2 separate regions of the Homo sapiens genome follow, and region 2 is linked to region 1. Evidence: read pairs that join two places in POLR2A ChIA-PET (ENCODE). Cell type or tissue: OCI-LY7. All regions are shown on one strand. Each heading gives the region's core, and the rest is flanking DNA. Links, peaks and the distances in the headings are about the cores only.

Region 1 (6,755 bases), core at 1,708-4,207:
CTGTTTGTTCCTTCAAAGTCTGCCACAGCTGCAGAAAGCTGCCTCCCCCAAGATCATGCCCTCCCAAGATAGCCCATGCTGTGGATTGGGTGCAGCAGGGGAATAAAGGCCCAGGCACTTTGTCCCTGTGCAGATCACTCTGAACAGGTAATATTAGCTCCAAAGCTCCTCACAGAATTGGCCAACATTTGTTGAGCCTGCATTTCAGTTAGACTTCTTTTTCTACCCAAGCCCGCTTCTTCCTTCTTCTTTGCACAGGTGTTGCTCCCAAAACCTGTCTTGGCATCTGCTTCTGAAGAACCTAATCTGCAGCAGAGGCCAAGCACCCAAGCACAAAGACTTGCCTGGCCTATGACCTTTGGAACAAACACCTGAGCCACCGTGGACCCAAGAGCTAGAGAAACAACCAGCGTGGATGGTCTGACAGCACCGCTGGCCACAGCTGCTACTCAGTGGCCGTTCATCACATGGAAAAGGGACATGACCCTCTTCTCCCCAAACAGCCCCCTCTTGACTCTGTTCTTCCAGCGGATGATGCCAGTTTTCCAGCCACCCAAGCTCAAGATCTCCAAGCCTCTCCCAAGTTCCTTTCCCTTCTGCTCCTATATCCGAACAGTTACTAAGTTTTGAAGCTCCATCTTTGCATACACCACCTCCCTCATGGGCTACTGCAGCAACCCCATGAGGACCCCTCCCTCCTTACTATAAGATGCTCACCCCTGGTGCAGGTCCTGTCACTGTGATTCCTGCTCGCGCTCCCCACCATATGGGTCACTGCTCTGTGGAAGGAAGGAATGACATATTGGAGTCACACCTGTTTCCCCGAAGTCATTGGGAAGTGTTCGTTGCTGCTTGTTAGAAATACCCAAACACAAACAAAAGGTGGTAAAACAATGTGAATTCGATGAGAAGTTTCTGCTTCTGTTTGGATTGAGGTCAGTGTTATTTCCCTAGCGTAGACCCAGAAAACAGAGCACTTGTTCAACTGAGGAGATGCCCCTGGCATGTAAGTGAATGTGCTTGTGTGGACATGTGGAGGTCTCAAGAACAAAAGAAGAGCTGGGCAACTTGCTGGCACTTGATACCCAGGTGTTTCTTAATGTTCCTGTTGAAGAAATAGCTGTAAAATGCTGAAGGAAATGCCCGCTTCCCTGTGTACAGAAGGCAGGCTGCGAAGGTGGGGCACCATACATTCTAGTCCAAAGAGGACTAGTATGACCTCCCCATTAGGCCACACGAATCCCACAGCTGTGTGCGTGTAGCCAAGATGTCAGCAAGGTGAGACCCCACACAAATACTCCAAAATGTGCTGGAAAGAGGGAGGGATGGAATATCAACCATTCTATTTGGCATCATTCTCTGCTAAGAGAACAGGCTTGGCCTCTCTTTTTCAGAAACCAAGAAAGGGCTTTGCTGCCTTTGCTATGTTTTCCTGTTAATCAGCAACAAAATGAAATCATCAATTTGGGTTTCCCTACCCCTTCTTTTTACTGTTCTTCAAGTAGGCCCAATAGAGGATAATTTACTACTGCAATTTTGTGTCAAGGAAGCTGAGTGCTTGTTACAGTTGCACAATACTTACTGCGCCATAAGCGGAGGGCAGGAAATATCAGGCCCATTTTACAGAGAAACAAACTGAGCCCCAATAAGTGAAAGGAATTGGTGGTTCTCTTATTAAGAATGCCTGCAGCATCATATCTGGTGTGTAATCCATTTACTTTCTTCTTTTTAAATAGAGAAATTACTAAGCATTGTGGAGGCTTAGGGTCCTGGAGATGAAGGCAGTAAAATGAGACTAATGCTGGTGAGGGTGTATGAAGGGGCCCTCTCTAGGGTGGAAGTGGAAGCCAAGTGGGTCAGCACTTTTATTGGTACAACCTGCAACCATCCCAGATAAAATAATCAGGTGGCTAGGAGTGGGGAAGGTCCCCCCTACCCCTGGGAAGACTCAAACACACAGAACATTCTAGCTTTTTGCAGTAATAATATCATGGACATTAAAGAAGAAGATCAGAAAACAGCTTCAGATGCATCACCTTCTGTCTTTCTGGTGCTCCTTTCTAAGAGGAGGCCTGGATGAGAATGCACAAGAAAGCCAGGCACTCACTCAGGAGAGTGCAAGCCAAGGTTCCTACCTGGCTGTGCCTCTGAATTCACCCACCCAGGGCCCTTGGTGAGGGTGGGAGGTGTGGTGGCCAGTTGCCCCGCCATCTTCAGTAGCTGGGGGCAGTAGGGCCACTGGCTCTGCCTGAGGCCAAAACGTGCCACACTGGCTGCTCACTGGGCTCTGAAACCCTGCATGTAAGCTACCCCGAGGCCTCACCAAGCGTGTGGAAATGTCTTTCTGCTGTCATTACTTGTCCTGGCTTTTGCTCAGACTCACACAGGACTTACACCCCTGGGCAGGGATGCTGAGTGCCCGGGTCCCCTTAGTCTAAAGCTCTGTCCCTTGGAAGGAAGGAAGGAAGGAAGGAAGGAAGGAAGGAAGGAAGGAAGGAAGGAAGGGAGGGAGGAAGGAAAGAAGGAAGGAAGGGAGGAAGGAAAGAAATGGTATGCCCAGATCTTTTTTCCCCTCTTCTGAGTTAAACAGCTCAAGTGCTATGATCATATTAGATCTAGGGACAAGAATTCCAATCAGATCCCTCCAGAAGGACTGTGATGGACAAGGAAAGTCACCTCATACTGTGCCCACTGGATGCACCCACCCCAGCCCTTCCAGGTGGTTCCCCCTCTCTCTCTCATCATGACATGGTTTCCCCCTGGGCTTCAACCATCAACCATCAATTTGCCTCCAGGACCAGAGACTTTCCTGTCACCCACTTACCCTGTCTGCAGTGCCACCATGAAACTGAGGCCTTTGAGGTGCTGCCTGCATGTCATTCTCACAATAGTGTGAATTCATTTGTCAGATCAAGTTCTCTTGCCTGGCAGCTGCCTTGGCTTAGAGAGCTGCAGGATGGAAGTTTCAGTGGAAAAGCAAAGAGTGGTTTTGGAGCTTGGGAGGCTGTTATGAAGGGAGTGTGGGGCTTCCTGAGTTCAGTGGGTGCCTGGGGCGCATTGAAGGGAAGTGTGAAACAAGAGGGGTTAGAAAGGGGAAGTCTCAAAAGACAAATTTCACATACATGAAATTTGACCTACTTAACACTTCTGCTGAGGCCCCACCTGGCTGGAAGAGAAACGCTGATATTAACTCGAATAACATAGAGGTGAAGGAACCTGGACTGATTTGGCTAATGGAAGTAACAGACTTTTCTTTCTGCTAGAAATTGTGTGCACAGTCCCTTCCGCAGAGCATGAGGCCTTTTACTCACAAATAGTTATTCCCTTCAGCATGTAGACTTGGAGTCATGGGAGTGCCTCTCCCAAGGTCTGGAATAGATAATGCTGCTGCCCACCCCTAGTTCCTGGGACACACCTGGCCCTTTCTGACCCCTACACCTTTGCTGATGTTGTTCTGCTGGCAGGATCGCCCTTCTCTAGCTTCTCCCCATCCTTTGAGGCCAGCTCAGTTGCCATCCCTTCCCTTTAGCTATTCCTGCTACCATTCTTTCCACAGATATTCCCTGAGTGCCTGCTAGATTCCAGGCACTCTTCTGGTGGTGGTGACACAGTAAGACACAAAACAGACCTACTCCTTGCCCTTGAGAGCTTCCCTTCTGCCAGTCAGCCCCCCTCTCCCAGTGCCTTTGCCTGGGACTGAACTAATCATATCCCCACCCATGCTCACATGAGTCTACTGCAGCAGTTATTGTATGATATTAGAGGGAGTGGCAACTAGGTTCCCAGACACCCCAGTGCCCAACACCTTGCCAACACCAGAGGTAGACTCTCACTTCTTTAAAAAAGAAACTCAGGGGTAGCAATTTGCATAGGAAGGGCAGAGGCTAGGAGACTTACCTGCAAAATGCACTTGCTAGCATGTGTGACCGTTCTACTTAGTTTTGTGTTTGTTTGTTTTTGTTTTTGTTTTTTTTTTTGAGACAGTTTTGCTCCGTTGCCCAGGCTGGAGTGCAATGGTGCGATCTCAGCTCACTGCAACCTCTGCCTCCCGGGTTGAAGCGATTCTCCCTGCCTCAGCCTCCCAGAGTAGCTGGGATTACAGGCACCCAACACCACGCCTGGCTAAGTTTTGTATTTTTAGTAGAGATGGGGTTTCACCATGTTGGCCAGGCTGATCTCGAACTCCTGACCTCAGGTGATCCGCCCACCTCTGCCTCCCAAAGTGCTGGGATTACAGGCGTGAGCCACCGTGCGCGGCCTTAGTTTTGTGATTCTTTGAGGGGATCATTAATGCAGTTTAGGGAATTTGTCTTACAGGTGCAGTGACCTTGCAGGCATAATACCATCACACAGACTGTGGTTATCTGGGATGGTTACAGGGAGTTATGGAGACAGGAGAAAACTAAACGTCTCCTAAACCGATTCTTTGGAAATGCCAGCACCTGTCTGGCACACAGTGGGTGCTAATGCCTGTTAGAATTGTTGTTGAGAGGGCAGGAGGGTGTAACATGGACCCAGCTATCTGATCCTGAGGCTGGGCGCCATGTGGGTGTGAAGTACACCAGGGGCTCCAACCAGCAAGTGCTAGCTCAGGTTACAGTTAGGGAGCTGGCAGAGTGTTCAGGAGGAGCTGCTGTCTGGTGCATAACACGCAGCTCGCTCCTCCAAGGAAGAGCAACAACACAGCTGCCCCTGGAGGAAGCTAGCAGACATCCTGTGTACTTGAAAAGAAAACTGAAAGTGCTTTTCTTCACAAGAAACTGTTGTGTTTCCCTCTTTTTCATAAATCCTCCTCCCTCCCCTGCCGCCCCAGGTATGATGGAGTTTCCCTGGTCCAGAGTTGTGGGTAAAATAGTGGGAGACGTGGACAGAGTGGTATGAAGGGAGTTTATGCTGGGCTGTGGTCCGTGCTGTTTGTCTAATTCAGGGAAGGTATCAGGCTACCCCAAGGAGGACTCTGCTATACGATCTGCATCCTGGTGATAGTAACCTCTCTTTTCTGGCTGTTGAAGTGCATTCCTGTGCGGATGTGGAAAGAGAGAAAGCAAGATACAGCCAGGGCTAGGACAGGAATGTGAGTATTTCCTTAATTGGACATGAGAGCCTTGAACTGATTCCAGTTGGAGTGTTTTCTTTTAGGGCCTGGACCCTAAAGATTTCATACAGTTTTCTTTGTCAGAAAAATCCCTTTGGTTCAAAGGCCCCTCGATAGAAATAAAGAAAAAGCCAGGGCTGAATTTCTTTGATATGTGGGAAGGCAAGAGTTTATGAGCTGCCAGATCTCAGGCTTCTTTTGGGGGCAATGAGAGGATTCTGGACTGAAAGATGAAGGCGCCTCCTGCGCTGCCACATGGGAAGAGGGACCACTGGCTTTAGGGTGGGCTGCAGAGCCCCAGTGGTATGGTAAGGACGTAAAGCACTTTTCTCTTGACCCTTCATAGAAGCAACTTATCTCAGCCTTACTAGACCCTGAGGCCTAAAAGAGAGACTTCTATTGCCTGCTTTTATTGCTTTCTATGTCTGAGACCCAGAGAGGTCAACCCACTTGCCTGAGAACTTACAGCAAAGTAAGTCAAAGGCTGGAGGATTTTGTCTGGTGGGTTCGGGTTGCTTTGTGTTGTTGACTGCTAATTCACTGATGACCAAGATAGGAGGTTCACATTCTCGGGCCTCATTCATTCTCTGCGTGGCCAGTACCCAGCTGGACACTTCCTGGGAGGCACCAAAGACAGAGGAACTCATGGCGGCGAGAGAAGATGCTTGGACTCTGTGACTGCAAGAGTGGCCACCAGGCAGAGCGTCGCTACTTGCCTCTAATGTCTGCTCCCTAAAAGCTAGACATGTCAGTCAAGGGACTCCAGGAGGAAAATGGGGCAGTTTGTGATGGCAATAAGTAAAAAACTGAAGCAGATGAAATCAGCTCTGCTAAACCCCCTCTTTTTCTCAAATACCTTAAAAACAAGCCCTACGTCTGCTCAGTGCTTTCCAATTTACCAAGTGTTTTCATAACATTATCTCATTTCATTCTCACTTCAACCCACACACATTCTTGCCTTTTAGATTTCTTATGTACGCAAATGAGTTTCACCGAAAAATTGGCTAGAAACTTCCCTTCTCCTACTCACTGTCTTTTTTTAACCCCAAGCCTTTGACTATCTTTAAGAAGCTCCCAGATTCCCAGGGTGAGAAAATTGTTTATCCTGCCAGCCCTGCCCTCCTGGATGGATCCCAGTGGTCTTTGCTATTGGAACCAGAGGTTTTGTATTCAGTTCATAGTGTAGCTGTGAAAACAAACAAAACCACAGAGGCATGGTAAGTGTGGTATGGTGGGGAAAACATCAGCTCTGGAAACAGCAAGCCTCAGAGTCACATTTTGGGTTTTTTTTTTTTTTTTTTAGATGGAATCTCACTCTGTCCCCCAGGCTGGAATGTAGTGGCGCGATCTCGGCTCACTGCAACCTCCGTCTCCTGGGTTCAAGCGATTCTTCTGCCTCTCAGCCTCCCAAGTAGTTGGGGTTACAGACACCCACTACAACGCCTGGCTAATTTCTGTATTTTTAGTAGAGGTGGCGTTTTACCATGTTGGCCAGGCTGGTCTCGAACTCCTGACCTCAAGTGATCTGCCCACCTAGGCCTCCCAAACTGCTGGGATTATAGGCATGAGCCACCGCACCCTGCCCAGAGTCACATTTTGGTTCAGCCATTTGAGAGCCACGTGGCCACGGCCAAGGTAGTTAACTTATCAGAGCTTCTGT
Region 2 (6,755 bases), core at 2,491-4,990, 380 kb after region 1:
CTGTAATATGTTATTACTGGTTTAAAGCAGCCCTCCTGACCACTATCCTTTGTGGGGGTTTTTTTTTCCCCCATTCCACGTCTGTCTCTTAGGTCTGCCCTCTTTTTGATTTTTATAGTGGACCCAGACGTTTTCTTCTCTTAGGCTTTAGTAATTCATTCAGATCACTAATGTCTTGAGTGTAATTATGTGCCAAGCATTATTGAGCTATCAAGATGCCTCCACCATATTCCTATTCTGCTCAACTTGGATTCTTAGTGCCTCCTGAACACATTATGGCCATTCCCAACCAGAACCTGTGCCCTGGTTTGCAATGCCTTTCTCACCCATTCCTCCCTGTTTCATTCTTAACCAGTATCCTTCAGCACCTAGCTGCTTTGAGCTTTTGCTGAACTTAATGGGTACATTGAAAATGTGAAGTTTCTTTATATCAAGGTAATTTTATTTTAAGTTCCAGGGTACATGTGCAGGGTATGCAGGTTTGTTACATAGGAAAATGTGTGCCATGGTGGTTTGCTGCACCTATCAACCCATCACCTAAGTATTAAGCCCAGCATGCATTAGCTGTATTTCCTGATGCTTTCCCCCACTCCCACCCACGGCAGGCCCCAGTGTGTGTTCTGTGTTGTTCCCCTAACTATGTCCATATGTTCTCGTTGTTCACCTCCCACTTACAAGTGAGAACATGTAGTGTTTTCTGTTCCCGGGTTAGTTTGTTGAGGATAATGGCTTCCAGCTGTATCCATGTCCCTGCAAAGGACATGATCTCACTCCTGTTGATGACAACATAGTATTCCATGGTGTATATGTACCACATTTTCTTTAGTCTGTCATTGATGGGAATTTAGGCTGATTCTGTGTCTTTGCTATTGTGACTAGTGCTGCAGTAAATACATGCGTGCATGTATCTTTCTTTATAATAGAATGATTTATGTTCCATTGGGTATATACCGAGTAGTGGGATTGCTGGGTCAAATGGCATTTCTGATTCTAGGTCTTTGAGGAATCGCCACACTGCCTTCCACAGTGGTTGAACTAATTTACATTCCCACCAACAATGTAAAAGCATTCCTCTCGCTCCACAGCCTTGCCAGCATCTGTTGTTTCATGACTTTTAAATAATTGCCATTTGGACTGGTGTGAGATGGTATCTCATTGTGGTTTTGATTTGCATTTCTCTGATGATCAGTGATGTTGAGCTTTTTTTCATAAGTTTATTAGCCATATAAATGTCTTCTTTTGAGAAGAGTCTGTTCATGTCCCTTGCCCACTTTTTTAATGGGGTTGTTTTTTTTTTCTTGTAAATTTGTTTAAGTTTCTTGTTGACTCTGAGTATTAGACCTTTGTCAGATGGATAGATTGCAAAAATTTTCTCCCTTTCTGTAGAATGTCTGTTTGCTCTGATGATAGTTTCTTTTCCTGTGCTGAAGCCCTTTAGTTTAATCAGATCCCATTTGTCAATTTTTGCTTTGGTTGCAATTGCTTTTGTCATCTTCATCATGAAATCTTTGCCCATGCTTATGTCCTGAATGGTATTGCCTAGATTTTTTTCTAGGGTTTTTATAGTTTTGGGTTTTTCATTTAAGTCTTTAATCCATCTTGAGTTAATTTTTGCATAAGGTGTAAGGAAGGGGTCCAGTTTCAGTTTTCTGCATATGGCTAGCCAGTTCTCCCAGCACCATTTATTAAATAGGGAATCCTTTCCCCATTGCTTGTTTTTGTCAGGTTTGTCAAAGATCAGATGGCTGTAGTTGCACGGACTTATTTCTGAGTTCTCTATTCTGTTCCATTGGTCTATGTGTCTGTTTTTGTAACAGTACCATGCTATTTTGGTTACTGTAGCCCTGTAGTATAGTTTGAAGTCAGGTAATGTGATGCCTCCAGCTGTGTTCTTTTTGCTTAAGATTGTCTTGGCTATATGGGCTTTTTGTTGGTTCCATATGAATTTTAAAAGAGTTTTTTCTAATTCTATGAAGAATGTCAACGGCAGTTTAATGGGAATAGCATTGAATCTGTAAATTGCTTTGGGCAGTATGGCCAATTTCACGATATTGATTCTTCCAATCCATGAGCATGGAGTGTTTTTCCATTTGTTTGTGTCCTCTCTGATTTCCTTGAGCAGTGATTTGTAGTTCTCCTTGAAGTGATCCTTTACTTCCCTCGCTAGCTGTATTCCTAGGTATTTTATTCTCTTTGTATCAGTTGTGAATGGGAATTCATTTATGATTTGGCTCTCTGCTTGTCTATTGTTGGTGTATAGGAATGCTTGTGACTTTTGCACATTGATTTTGCATCCTGAGACTTTGCTGAAGTTGCTTATCAGCTTAAGAAGCTTTTGGGCTGAGGCAGTGGGATTTTCTAGATACAGGATCATGTCATCTGCAAACAAAGACAATTTGGCTTCCTCTCTTCCTATGTAGATACCCTTTGTTTCTTTCTCTTGCTTGATTGCCTTGGCCAGAACTTCCATTACTAGGCTGAATAGGAGTGGTGAGAGAGGGCATCCTTGTTTATGCTGGTTTTTCAAGGGGAATGCTTCCAGCTTTTGCCCATTCAGTGTAATCCTGGCTGTGAGTTTGTCATAAACAGCTATTATTAATATTTTGAGGTACGTTCCTTCAGTGTCTAGTTTATTGAGAGTTTTGAACATGAAGGAATGTTGAATTTTATCACAGGCCTTTTCTGTATCTATTGAGATAACTATTTGTCCTTAGTTCTGTTTATGTGATGAATTACATTTGTTGATTTGCATTATGTTGAACCAGCCTTGCATCCCAGGGATGAAGCCAACTTGATCATGGTGTATAAGTTTTTTGATAGGCTGCTGGTTTCAGTTTGCCAGTATTTTATTGAGGATTTCTGCATCGATATTCATCAGGGATATTGGCCTGAAGTTTTCTTTTTTTGATATATCTCTGCCAGGTTTTGGTATCAGGATAATACTGACCTCATAAAATGAGTTAGGGAGGGGTCCCTCCTTTTCGTTTGTTTGGAATAGTTTTGGAAGAAATGGTACCAGCTCCTTTTTGTATCTCTGGTAGAATTCGGCTGTAAATCTGTCTGGTCCTGGGCTTTTTTTGGTTGGTAGGTTATTTATTACTGCCTCAATTTCAGAACTCGTTATTGGTCTATTCAGGCATTCAACTTCTTCCTGGTTCAGTCTTGGGAGGGTGTATGTGTCCAAGAATTTATCCATTTCTTCTAGATTTTCTTTTTTTTTTTTTTTATTTGCAGAGGTGTTTATAGTATTCTCTGATGGTCGTTTGTATTTCAGTGGGGTCAGTGGTGATATCCCCTTATCATTTTGTATTGCGTCTATTTGATTCTTCTCTTTTTTCTTCTTGATTAGTCTAGCTAGCAGTCTATTTTATTAACTTTTTCAAAAAACCAGCTTGTGGATTCATTGATTTGTTTTTATTTTTGAAGTGTTTTTCATATCTCTGTGTCCTTCACTTCTGCTCTGATCTTGGCTATTTCTTGTCTTCTGCTAGCTTTGGAGTGTGTTTGCTCTTGGTTCTCTAGTTCTTTTAGTTGTGATGTTAGGATGTCAATTTGAGATCTTTCTAGCTTAGTGTGGGCATTTAGTGCTATAAATTTCCCTCTTAACACTGCTTTAGCTGTGTTCGAGATTCCAGTACATTATCTCTTTGTTCTTATTGATTTCAAAGAACTTCTTGATTTCTGCCTTAATTTCATTATTTACCTAGGAGTCATTCAGGAGCAAGTTGTTCAATTTCCATGTAGTTGTATGATTTTGAGTGAGTTTCTTTTTTTTTTTCTTTTCTTTTTTGTTTGAGATAGATAGAGTCTCACTCTGGGTCCAGGCTAGAGTGCAGTGGCGTGATCTCGGCTCACTGCAACCTCCGCCTCCCGGTTCAAGTTATTCTCCTGCCTCAGCCTCCCAAGTAGCTGGGAATACAGACATGCACCAGCATGCCAGGCTAATTTTTGTATTTTTAGTAGAGATGGGGTTTCACCATGTTCGCCAGGCTGGTCTCAAACTCCTGACCTCAAGTGATCCGCCCACCTCAGCCTCCTAAAGTGCTGGGATTCCGGACATGAGCCACTGCACCCGGCCTTTGAGTTTCATTAATCTGAGTTCTAATTAATTTGATTGTGCTGTGGTCTGAGAGACTGTTATGATTTCAGTACTTTTGCACTTGCTGAGGAGTGTTTTACTTCCAATTATGTGGTCTATTTTAGAGCAAGTGCCATGTGGCGCTGAGAAGAATGTATATTCTGTTGTTTTGTGGTGGAGAGTTCTGTAGATATCTATCAGATCCACTTGATCTAGAGCTGAATTCAAGTCCTAAATATCTTTGTTAATTTTCTGTCTTGATCTGTCAGGGGTGTTAAAGTCTCCCACTATTACTGTGTTGAGAGTCCCTTTGTAGGTCTCTAAGACCTTGTTTTATGAAACTAGGTGCTCCTGTATTGAGTGCATATATAGGATAGTTAGCTCTGCTTGTTAAATTGAACCCTTTATCATTATATAATGCCCTTCTTTGTCTTTTTTGATCTTTGTTGGTTTAAAGTCTGTTTTGTCAGCAAGTAGTACTACAAGCCCTGCTTTTTTCTGTTTTCCATTTGCTTGGTAAATTTTCCTCCATCCCTTTATTTTGAGCCTATGTATGTCTTTGCATGTGAGATGGGTCTTGTCTTTTTATCTAGCTTGCCATTTTGTGTCTTTTAATTGGGGCATTTAACCCATTTACATTTAAGGTAATATGTTTGAATTCGACCCTGTCATCATAATGCTGGCTGGTTATTTTGCAGACTTGTCAATGTAGTTGTTTCACAGTGTCATTGGTCTGTGTACTTCAGTGTGTTTTTGTAGTGGTTGGTAACGGTTCTTCCCTTCCATGTTTAGTGCTTCCTTCAGGAGTTCTTGCAAGGCAGGCCTGGTTGTGACAGATTACCTCAGCATCTGCTTGTCTGTAAAGGATTTTATTTCTCCTTTGCTTATGAAGCTTAAGTTTGGTCTAGAAGAAAAGAAAAAGAAAGAAACTCACTCAAAACCATACAACTACATGGAAATTGAACAACTAACTTGCTCCTGAATGACTCCTGGGTAAATAATGAAATTAAGGCAGAAATCAAGAAGTTCTTTGAAGTCAATAAGAACAAAGAGATAATGTACTAGAATCTTGAACACAGCTAAAGCAGTGTTAAGAGGGAAATTTATAGCACTAAATGCTCACATTAAGCTAGAAAGATCTCAAATTGACATCCTAACATCACAACTAAAAGAACTAGAGAACCAAGAGCAAACAAACTCCAAAGCTAGCAGAAGACAAGAAATAGCCAAGATCAGAGTTGAAGTGAAAGACACAGAGATATGAAAAACAAACACTTCAAAAATAAAAACAAATTGGGTTGGAAATTCTTTTCTTTAAGAATGTTGAATACTGACCCCAAGTCTCTTCTGGCTTGTAGGGTTTCCACTGAGAATCTGATGGCCTTCCCCTTAGTAGGTGGCCTGGCCTCTCTTTCTGGCTGCCCTTATCATTTTTTCCTTCATTTTGACCTTTGAGAATCTGATGATTATGTGTCTTGGTCTATGATGTACTTCTCATGGAGTATCTTACTGGGGTTCTTGGGTTTCCTGAGATTTGAATGTTGGCCCGTCTTCCTAGGTCAGGGAAGTTCTCCTGGATTATATCTTGAAATACGTTTTCCAACTTGGTTCCATTCTCCCTGTCTCTTTCAGGTGTCTTAGTCAGTCATAGGGTTGGTCTTTTTATATAATCCCATAGTTCTTGGAGGTTTTGTTCATTTCTTTTAATTCTTTTTTCTCTAATCTTAAATGCCTGTCTTATTTCAGCAACATAGTCTTCAAGCTCTGAGATCCTTTCCTCCGTTTGATCTATTCAGTTATTGATACTTGTGGTTGCATTGTGAAGTTTGTGTGTTGTGCTTTTCAGCTCCATCAGATCATTTATGTTCATCTCTAAACTGGTTATTCTGGTTAACAGCTCCTGTAATATTTTATCATGGTTCTTAGCTTCTTTGCATTGGTTTAGAACGTACTCCTTTAACTCAGTGAAGTTCATTATTACCCATAGTAACAAGGTGATATTTATAACAAGGGTTTCAAATAATCTGTATAGTTTTGCAAAAGAGCTCCTGAATTTTGGGATTCTAAATTTGAATACTGTATGTTATTACTTTTCTACATGCCAAGAGCTGTTGTAATATTTCTAGGCCATTTTTCAACACTAAGTAAGTTGCTTTGTAAGTGAACATAATTATTAAAGTGGTAAAACAACGAAGCAGAACACTAACTTCACACTTCAGTGTATTATTTATTTTGGTTAAGGACCAATAAGACCAAGATTGTGGGTTATAATCCCATGTGGGCCAGTTGATATCCCACCAACAAATACTTTCAGTATTCACATGAATATGACTAATTTAGTACAGACTCATGGTCAGCAGTGCAAGCTTCAGATCCCAAGATTAATAGATGCACTTTAAAACAATATGTTTTAATGAAAGCACTTTTTTGGCAGGTTTACTTTCTTTAATGCAATGCCAGAGATACACCAACAAAGTGACATAAATGTTGTATATAAGTTCTCCATAAATAGTATAATTTAATTGGCATGTCATATATATCTATAGATAGATATATTTATCTACAACAAAACAAGGATCCTATAGATATCTATCTATAGATATATATATCTATAGATATATATATAATGTTAAACTATAAAAACTTCAAAACAGTCCAATAAAGAAGTAGTATAAAA

The links. Peaks named below come from ENCODE experiments on the same cell type or tissue, not always from the same donor. Only the 100,000 strongest peaks of a DNase experiment are listed, where the experiment ranks them.
Region 2: POLR2A ChIA-PET joins it to region 1 with 5 read pairs; 3 of 35 experiments call an interaction of 5 or more read pairs at or near these places.

The regions. Positions count from the first base shown.
Region 1 is chr2:30,220,639-30,227,393 of GRCh38, forward strand. No RefSeq gene overlaps it. Among named protein-coding and RNA genes, the nearest start is that of LBH, 7.5 kb to the right of the region's middle. RefSeq lists silencers at 3,137-3,196, 5,505-5,799 and enhancers at 3,717-3,786, 4,804-4,863. In OCI-LY7, for the core only: no CTCF peak of the experiment used is centred there; a DNase peak (open chromatin) is centred at 3,123; H3K4me3 peaks cover 134 bases.
Region 2 is chr2:30,595,204-30,601,958 of GRCh38, forward strand. The region is part of intron 5 of LCLAT1 (lysocardiolipin acyltransferase 1); the gene reads left to right. Among named protein-coding and RNA genes, the nearest start is that of LCLAT1, 150 kb to the left of the region's middle. In OCI-LY7, for the core only: no CTCF peak of the experiment used is centred there; no DNase peak of the experiment used is centred there.